2 separate regions of the Homo sapiens genome follow, and region 1 is linked to region 2. A link is an interaction called in ENCODE POLR2A ChIA-PET data of the cell type or tissue named here. Cell type or tissue: GM12878. All regions are shown on one strand. Each heading gives the region's core, and the rest is flanking DNA. Links, peaks and the distances in the headings are about the cores only.

Evidence for each region. Peaks named below come from ENCODE experiments on the same cell type or tissue, not always from the same donor. Only the 100,000 strongest peaks of a DNase experiment are listed, where the experiment ranks them.
Region 1: POLR2A ChIA-PET joins it to region 2 with 6 read pairs; 3 of 35 experiments call an interaction of 5 or more read pairs at or near these places.

The regions. Positions count from the first base shown.
Region 1 is chr10:103,051,961-103,056,356 of GRCh38, reverse strand. CNNM2 (cyclin and CBS domain divalent metal cation transport mediator 2) reads right to left here. Exons shown (of 8, transcript NM_017649.5): 3 at 1,891-2,028. Among named protein-coding and RNA genes, the nearest start is that of CNNM2, 140 kb to the right of the region's middle. In GM12878, for the core only: a CTCF peak has its summit at 2,289; DNase peaks (open chromatin) are centred at 1,986 and 2,286; H3K4me3 peaks cover 497 bases.
Region 2 is chr10:103,123,934-103,128,329 of GRCh38, reverse strand. All of the region lies in intron 4 of NT5C2 (5'-nucleotidase, cytosolic II), which reads left to right. It also overlaps the pseudogene RPS15AP29. Among named protein-coding and RNA genes, the nearest start is that of NT5C2, 67 kb to the left of the region's middle. In GM12878, for the core only: no CTCF peak of the experiment used is centred there; DNase peaks (open chromatin) are centred at 2,259 and 2,809; H3K4me3 peaks cover 407 bases; H3K27ac peaks cover 1,643 bases.

The DNA.
Region 1 (4,396 bases), core at 79-4,078, 72 kb after region 2:
ACTCAACTACCCCAAGGAATGTGGGGAACAAAGAGGGTCGAGACTGGAAATAAGAGCAGGGCATGTGCACACATCAACATGCTAATTTAAAAAAAAAAAGTAATGTTCAAAAGTATTTACAAAGACAGCAATTTTATTTTAAATAACAAAAACAAAAATTACTGACTGAAGGGTGCTATCCTACAACTGGACTCTATGATATCTCAGAAGCAGAGTAGGAGATTTAGTTTTAGTTTTCTTTTTTTTTAATTTAAATTTTTTTTTTTTTTGAGAAGGAGTCTCACTCTGTCACCCAGGCTGGAGTGCAGTGACGCAATCTCGGCTCACTGCAACCGCCACCTCCCGGGTTCAAGTGATTCTTCTGCCTCAGCCTCCCGAGTAACTGGGATTACAGGCACCCACCACCATGCCTGGCTAATTTTTGTATTTTTAGTGGAGATAGAGTTTCATCATGTTGGCCAGACTGGTCTCAAGCAATCAGCCTGCCTTGGCCCCGCCAAGAGCTGAGATTACAGGCAATGAGCCACCATGCCCGGCCTAGATGTTTAGTTTTAATTTGTGGTACTTAAATGAGGAACAGTATTATCAAAATTAGAAAAAGAATAATAAGTGAAAGACATCGTCTGTTCTTTTATTTTCTAATTATGTATTTATGAAAGCTGTAAGTTCTGTATTAACTTGTGACTTTTTTGTAATAAGATAGTAATTACAGGAATTTTAGAAAATACAGAAAAAGAAAGAAGAAAGAAAAACTTATCTATAAGCCAACCACTCAGATTACCATTCTGAGCAATCAAGTGAGCATTTCTTTCCAGTGCCATGCCCAGGCACGTGTGCTCATGTATACATGTGTGTACACACAAAAACACAACTCTAATCTTAATGTACACATAGTTTTAGATTCTGTTTCTCCCCACTTTGTATTAAGCTATATTTTCTGATGTGATAAATATAATATTGTGAGCATTTCCATGTGTCTGAGAACACGACCTTAAAGAGTTAAACAGCATTCCACCATGTGGTTGCGGCTAGCCTTCTTTTAAACATGGTTTAAGTTTACTGCATGCAGATGAAAGGCACTGGCTGCCTATCAGGGACACCGATGTCTTCTAAAGCCACTGGATGCTTTAGACTTTCTCACACTTCCCCTGGCCACCAGAGCTCAACCCTGGAGAGCATCTGGGGATGGGAGAAGGGTTGGTCAGTATCTTAAGTCCATTCAACCTTGACCTCTCTGGAGCAGTCAGTGCCGGCTGGGTTGGTGGTTTAAACAACATGAACACTTGCCTCCTGAAATGGACTCGAGTTAATCTGATCTGAGGAGGCCATCAAGAAATCCATATCAAAGTTCTTAGAATTTGATTTCATTAAAATCATAAAAGATAAAGATTTAATTGTGAAAACCTAGTTTTCTTCTTTGCAAATCACAGCCCCTGTGTTACCACTGATGTCCAACTGTGCTTCCAGGACAAGCTGAAGAGAGATTGGACTCAATTGTCCATCAAACAAGCTGGTGCCAGGCTGGCACCATCAGCCTGCTCCGCCAGCTGGCTCTCCCACGGACCTAGCTGGAAGGAGATGGCCTGGCCTACTGTACACATGCAGTGTGGCACTAACATTCATCCTTACCTTTCAGACCAATTTTAAGTTACTGGTCCACCCCTGGTAAATGTCTCAGAGGGTTCATGCCGACACTGAACATAGGAGAGGAGAGAATTTAAAAAGAAAAAAACAAAACAAAACAAAAAAACAAAAAAAACAAAACACAAAAGTGGCATTACTTATCACCCCATTTCCCAGTGTCCACCCCCAACCCACCCCAGTCAGTGGTGGGTGAGAAACACGCTTCAGGGTTGGTAGAGATCTCAAACTGTGATAAGCTGCACTTGCCTGTTGCTAGGAAACGGTGCATGGCCAGGAGGAGCTGTGGTGATATTTTAACCTTCATCTCACTGTCTGTCTGCTTAAAGGCAGAAAAATCTTGCTTTCGTTCCCGGTGAGCCACTTTCTTTTTCGTTCTGTTGTCAGCTAAGGGAGGAATTAAAAGAGAGAAAAAAAAAGAAATGCATCCCATGAGATGAGGGCTCTTTTTGAATGAAAAAGACAAAATATATTGGAAGAGCTGGACTGTATTTCCAGATGCAGGCGCTCTATGCACAGATGCCACGGGGAAGGAGGGAGGGAGAGCCAGATCCTCATCAAATCAGCACGGCGGCCTGGGCACCACGCAGTCCGCAGCGAGTGACCGCAGGCAGCCTGATTAGTGAATGTACTTCAGGAAGGTCTGTAGAGGGCCCTTGTGAGCACAGCATCAGGCAAATGCTGACAGAGCCTCTCACAAGACCCACAGAAGCACACAGCAACAGGGCGCGCAGCCTGGAGTGCACAGTCCACTGTTGCTCAATGTCACCATCCTCCAGCAAAGGACCACCACTGTGTACACACAAGGGAGGAGTGTCCCTGCCTGTAAGAGGCCCCTTCCCTCTGCTGAAAGACAACACACAAACAAAACCCCCTTAAGAAACAAACATGAATGCTTTCGCAGAGCAGTGTTTTAATAATATGTTTGCTTCACTGCTACTCCAGACCATGAGATCCTCAAGGTCAAGCAGATACGAATGGGATCCGGACAGAGGTCTGCGAACTTCCTCCGAAAAGGGCCAGAGAGTCAATATTTTAGGCTATGTGGGTCTACATAGTCTCCACACTGCTGTTTAGAAAAATGAAGGAGCATGGCTGTTTTCCAATCAAACTTTCTTTATGAACACTGCAATTTGAATTGCATATAATTTTTGCATGTCACAAAGTAATTGTTCTTCTTTTGGTTTCTTTTCTTTTCTTAAGACAGGCTCTTGCTCTATTGCCCAGGCTGGAGTACAGCAGCACAATCGCAGCTCACTGCAGCCTCAACTCCAAGGCTCAAGTGATCCTCTCACCTCTGCCTCCCAAGTAGCTGGGACTGCAGGTGTGTGCCACCACGCCCAGCTAATTTTAAAATTTTTTTTGTAGAGACAGAGTCTCACTATGTTACCCAGGCTGGTATTGAACTCCTGGGCTCAAGCAATCCTCCTGCCTCAGCCTCCCAAAGTGCTGGGATTACAGACATGAGCCACCATGCTTAGCCATTTTGCAACAATTTTAAGATGTGAAAAGACACTCTTAGCTTGCAGGTCACCAGAAGCAGAGTGCAGGCACCCATGGGCTTTGGTTTACCAGTTCCTGACCTGGAAGGTAACTCCTGCAAAACCATCTTTCAAGTATTTTTCTAGACAAATTAATGATCAAGAAAAAACGAGCTTAAAGACAAGACCCCAATTGCTTGCTCCTTCCCAAGGACTGAGTCACTGCATTATTGTTTCTTGCATAAAGCAAAACAGATTGATTACTAGGCTTTTCCTGAGAAGGCGACTGCAACTTCCACTTTCTGTCTGTCTCAATTCTTTTGAGAACCAGACAGTAGAAATCAATACAGAATTTAAAAATAATTTTCTAATGGCAACAGCTGTCACTCCCAATCTCTATCCAGATCAAGAATATACCTGAAATCGGCCAGGCACGGTGACGCCTATAATCCCAGCACTTTGGAAGGCCAAGGCAGGTGGATCACTTGAGGTCAGGAGTTCGAGACCAGCCTGAACAACATGGTGAAACCTTGTCTCTACTAAAAATACAAAAATTAGCCAGGTGTGATGGCGGGTGCCTGTAATCCCAGCTACTCAGGAGGCTGAGGCAGGAGACTCCCTTGAACCCAGGAGGCGGAGGTTGCAGTGAGGTGAGATTGCACCACTGCACTCCAGCCTGGGCAATAGAGCAAGACTTAGTCTAAAAAAAAAAAAAAGAAAAAAACCTGAAACCACAAGTCCAGCATCTTGAGCCAGTAACATCAGGCAACACTTCTGTATGAGATCAGTCCAATCAAGGCTTAAGAGAAGTTAAACTAACATTTGTATAAAACTGAAGTGCAAACATAGGATCTCCTAAATGGTAAATCGCCTTCCTAATGGTAAGTACTACCCCTGGGCAAACAGAAATACAGACACACTCGGTTTGGGTTTTTTTTTTTTTGTTTTTTTTTTTGAGACGGATTCTCACTCTGTCGCCAGGCTGGAGTGCAGTGGTGCGATCTCTGCTCACTGCAACCTCTGCCTCCTGGGTTCAAGTGATTCTCCTGCCTCAGCCTCCCGAGCAGCTGGGACTACAGGCGCACGCCACCACACCCAGCTGATTTTTGTATTTTTTTTTTTAGTAGAGTCAGGGTTTCACCATGTTGACCAGGATGTTCTCCATCTCTTGACCTCATGATCCGCCTGCCTCGCCCTCCCAAAGTGCTGGGATTACAGGCATGAGCCACCACGCCCAGCCACAGTTGGTTTTTAAACAGTCATTTGTGAGGAAG
Region 2 (4,396 bases), core at 283-4,282:
TCGGGAGGCCGAGGTTGGCGGGATCACTCGCGGTTAGGGGCTGGAGACCGGCCCGGCCAACACAGCGAAACCCCGTCTCCACCAAAACCAGTCAGGCGTGGCGGCGCGTGCCTGCAATGGCAGGCACTCGGCAGGCTGAGGCAGGAGAATCAGGCAGGGAGGTTGCAGTGAGCCGAGATGGCAGCAGTACAGTCCAGCTTCGGCTCCGCATGAGAGGGAGACCGTGGGGAGAGGGAGACAGAGGGAGAGGGAGAGGGAGAGGGAGAGGGAGAGGGAGAGGGAGAGACCGGATCATTTTAAATACAGTTTTTGTTTGTTTGTTTTTGCAGGGGGTGGGTATGGGTACAGTGGTTCACTCCTGTAATCCCAGCACTTTGGGAGGCTGAGGCGGGAGGATAACCTGAGGTCAGGAGTTCCAGACCAGCCTGGCAAAACCCCATCTCTACCAAAAAATATAAAAATTAGCCAGGTGTAGGCCGGGCGCGGTGGCTCACGCCTGTAATCCCAGCACCTTGGGAGGCCGAGGCGGGCGGATCACAAGGTCAGGAGATCGAGACCATCCTGGCCAACACAGTGAAACCCCGTCTCTCTAAACTTCTAATTTTTCAAAAGTTAATGATACGGATTTTGCTAAAGGTGTTACTGGGTACTGTGGGAGAGTTGGTTGTTGGGAGTTTGTTGAGAGTTGAGAGTAGTTTGTTAAAAGAGAAATTGATGGCCTTTCTTGTATTAAAATGTTTCTTATTTTGCTTACAGTTTGGTAATCATTTGGTAATCATTTATTTCCCCAATGAAGTGTGTCACATAGTGTTCAGTAACATAATCCATTCTGATGGGAGCTTCATTATCTTCATCTCATCTAAATGCCAGCCTAATGCCACAAATATTTTTCAGAGAAGATTCCTTTATCACCAATTATCCCCATAATTGAAGCCAGCTGTGTATCGGTTTATTTGCAGGATTTCTATGTAAGACTAACATTTGTATATAGAACAGAACAAAATATGCAAAAATCTTGTTTATTGACAAAAGTAATTTTGCCTGGTTGTCTTGAACCTAAATCAGTATTAATCCTGAATCTACTACCCATAGAATGCCAGTATTTGTATTTAGCTCCTTATGTCTGTATTGTTGTAGATTAACACTTTATTTATCTAATGAGATTATGTACATTAATTATGCTTTAACTACAGTTAACCCTTGAATAATACAGCAGCTAAAGGCACTGGCTCCCATGCAATCGAAAACCTCAACTCTCCCCACTGGCTGAGGCAGGTGGATTGCTTGAAGCCAGGAGTTTGAGACCAGCCTGGGGAACCTAATGAGACCCTGTCTCTATAAAAACTTCTCAGAAATTACCCAGACATGATGGTATGTGTAGTTCCAGCTACTTGGGAGACTGAGATGGGAGGATCACTTGAGCCCAGGAGTTTGAGGTTTCAGTGAGCTGTGGTCATGCCACTGCACTCCCTCCTGGGTGATACATCAAGACCTTGTCTCCAAAAAAATAAAAATAAAAAATCCGCATATAAGTGGACCTGTGCAGTTCAAACCCGCATTATTCAAGTCAGCTGTAGTTTGTCTGTCGAGTACAGATGAGTTTATATATGAAAGTCATGTTTAGAATCTAGATAGTACTGAATCATATGTGTTAGCTTTACCACTGGCCAAGAGTGGACTATGTTTTTTTGTTTGTTTTTTAGTTTTTTAGACGGAGTCTCGCTCTGTCACCCAGGCTGCAGTGCAGTGGCATGATCTCTGCTCACTGCAACCTCCGCCTTCCAGGTTCAAGCGATTCTTCTGCCTCAGCCTCCTGAGTAGCTGGGACTACAGGCATGCACCACCGCGCCCTGTTAATTTTTGTATTTTTTGTAGAGATAGGGTTTCACCATATTGACGAGGCTGGTCTCGAACTCCTGACCTTGTGATCTGCCCACCTTGGCCTCCCAAAGTGCTGGGATTACAGATGTGAGCCACTGCATCCGGCCAACTATGTTTTATATAAAAAATACCTGCCAAGCCTATTTACAATTCCTCTTTCACCCCAAATTACTTTAGCGACGTTCTTTGCACATGATATGTATCAGGATTTGGCCCTTTGCATTTTGACTTCCTCTGCGGGTATGTGTTTTTCTTTTCCCTTTTTTCGAGGCCTCTTTCTCCCTTAATTAGACCTGTCGGGTGCTCTAGTTTCCTAATTTATTAAGTTGCCCTCATGTATATACTTTCTATACCCCAGGTTTTTCATTTGTGGTCCTTATCTGAGCACACAGTCTTTTTTAGCCTTTTTATGGTTAAGTGACCTACACAGATGAGTCAGGCTAACCCCAGGACAAAACAAGCTTAAAAAGATCTTGAAAGCCAATCTAAGATTAGGTCTTTGGACCTGGGACAGAGCAAGAAAGTTGTTTTTAATCAAACTATGCACTCTCCACAAAATGAAGGGACTAATCTATACTATTTCTGAATTTGGTTTCTTTGGTTTTATTTGCATAGACAACTGCTAAAAGTGTTATATTGCTGAATTTGTTGTTACCAACAGTGGACAATGGAGTGAAAATAGAAAACAGAATTGGTAAATTTCAGGCTGTTCAGTGCTTGTTTTTTTTCAAATGGCAAATAGGCATAAACAGACTAGTGATTTCCATTAGTATTGTTACTTAGTTTTATAATACTAAATCCAGAAATCTAGTTCTGAGGCTTCAAATGAGAAATTCTTTTCCGAGTAAATGAGTGACATAAAGTCCTTAACATTATCTCCTCGTGGTTACAGATCAGCATCTGACAGACTGCTAATCTGCAAAATGTGGTTTCTTCAAGAAGCAGAATGCTAGCCAGCAGCTGTTAAGTGAGAGTAATCTGAGTGTAAGAAGTGATTTTTTTTTCTTTCCATCATCTTTCCACGCCACCACAATGGTGCACATGAACGACTTGGCTGATGCCCTCAAGAGCATCAGCAATGTCGAAAAGACAGGCAAACGCCAGGTTCTTACTAGGCTGTGCTCCAAAGTCATTGTCTTTTTTTTTTTTTTTAACTGTGACAATGAAGCATGGTTCCATTGGCGAATTTGAAATCATTGATGATCACAGAGCTGGGAAAATTGTAGTGAACCTCACAGGCAGGCTAAACAGGTGTGGAGGGATGAGTCCCAGATTTGATGTGCAACTCAAAGATCTAGAAAAATGGTAGAGTAATCTGCTTCCATCCTGCCAGTTTGGTTTCATTGTACTAACTATCTCAGCTGACATCATAGACCGTGAAGAAGCAAGACGAAAATGCACAGGAGGGAAAATCGTAGGATTCTTTTTCTAGAGATGTAATACATATTTACAAATAAAATGCCTCATGGAAAACAAAAAGTTATTTTTTAAAAAAAGGGAGAATAATCCTTTTTCTGTTAAATTATATTAAATATATTAATTATATTAAATATAATTACATTAAATTTAATTATTAAATTATATATTAATATTAAATATAAGTCCCATACATTCCAACTTTAGACCTAGTCTTACTTTTATCCTTACTCTAGAGGTTATGTGGTTGGTGGAAAAAAACCTCATGGTGTGGTAGACCTGGGTTGGATCCCAGCTCTGCCTTGTACTAGCTCTTGACCACCAGCATTGTTACTTAACCTATGTCTCAGTTTCTTCATTTAATTTTTTTAAAAGGTGGGGGGAGGGGCGGTGTGGCAGGGATAAACTTTTGGTGTAAGGTTTAATTGCAGTAGTGTACATGAAATGACTAGTGCAGTGACTAGTGCACTCTTTGTCTGACTGGTGATACCAAGGTATTAATATACTGAAACTTGAGCTGAAAGGGAAAAAATCTGAGGAATAAGGAGAAAAATACCAATATTGACCTTATTTACACTTCTATATATTATGGAAAAACCTGGCTTGCTTGGTAGATGGCAGTGGAATATTTAATGCTCTTTTCTGTGTGTTTAAGTATTGCAAATGATCATGAACTTAATAGAAAGTTAAAGCTCTTTTTTGAGCAGCTGAATGACAGGGTATTTTGGCAACAGAGCATGTTTCCATGAGCATGTTTACCAGTGTGCTGAAGGAAATAGATTTTGGACAACAGGTCCTTCTTTAAATTAAAAAAAAAAAAATTCTTTATGACAGAGGTGTCATTATGCTTCTAATAGATGCAAGGAGAGTTACTTGCCTTTTTGAAACAATAAGAAAGGAAGAAATAGTTAATGTTTGCAGTTGCACGAAAGAGTAAATGTGGTAAATTTCATGAAGTTAACACAAAAATTATACATGTAGAATTATTAAATTTCCAGAAGTCTTAACCCCAAGGAAGACTAGAGCAACATAATGGTAGAAAGTGGGGGGATGAGTTGTTAATATTTATTTAAGCCCTTCACAAATATAGAGTGACTCT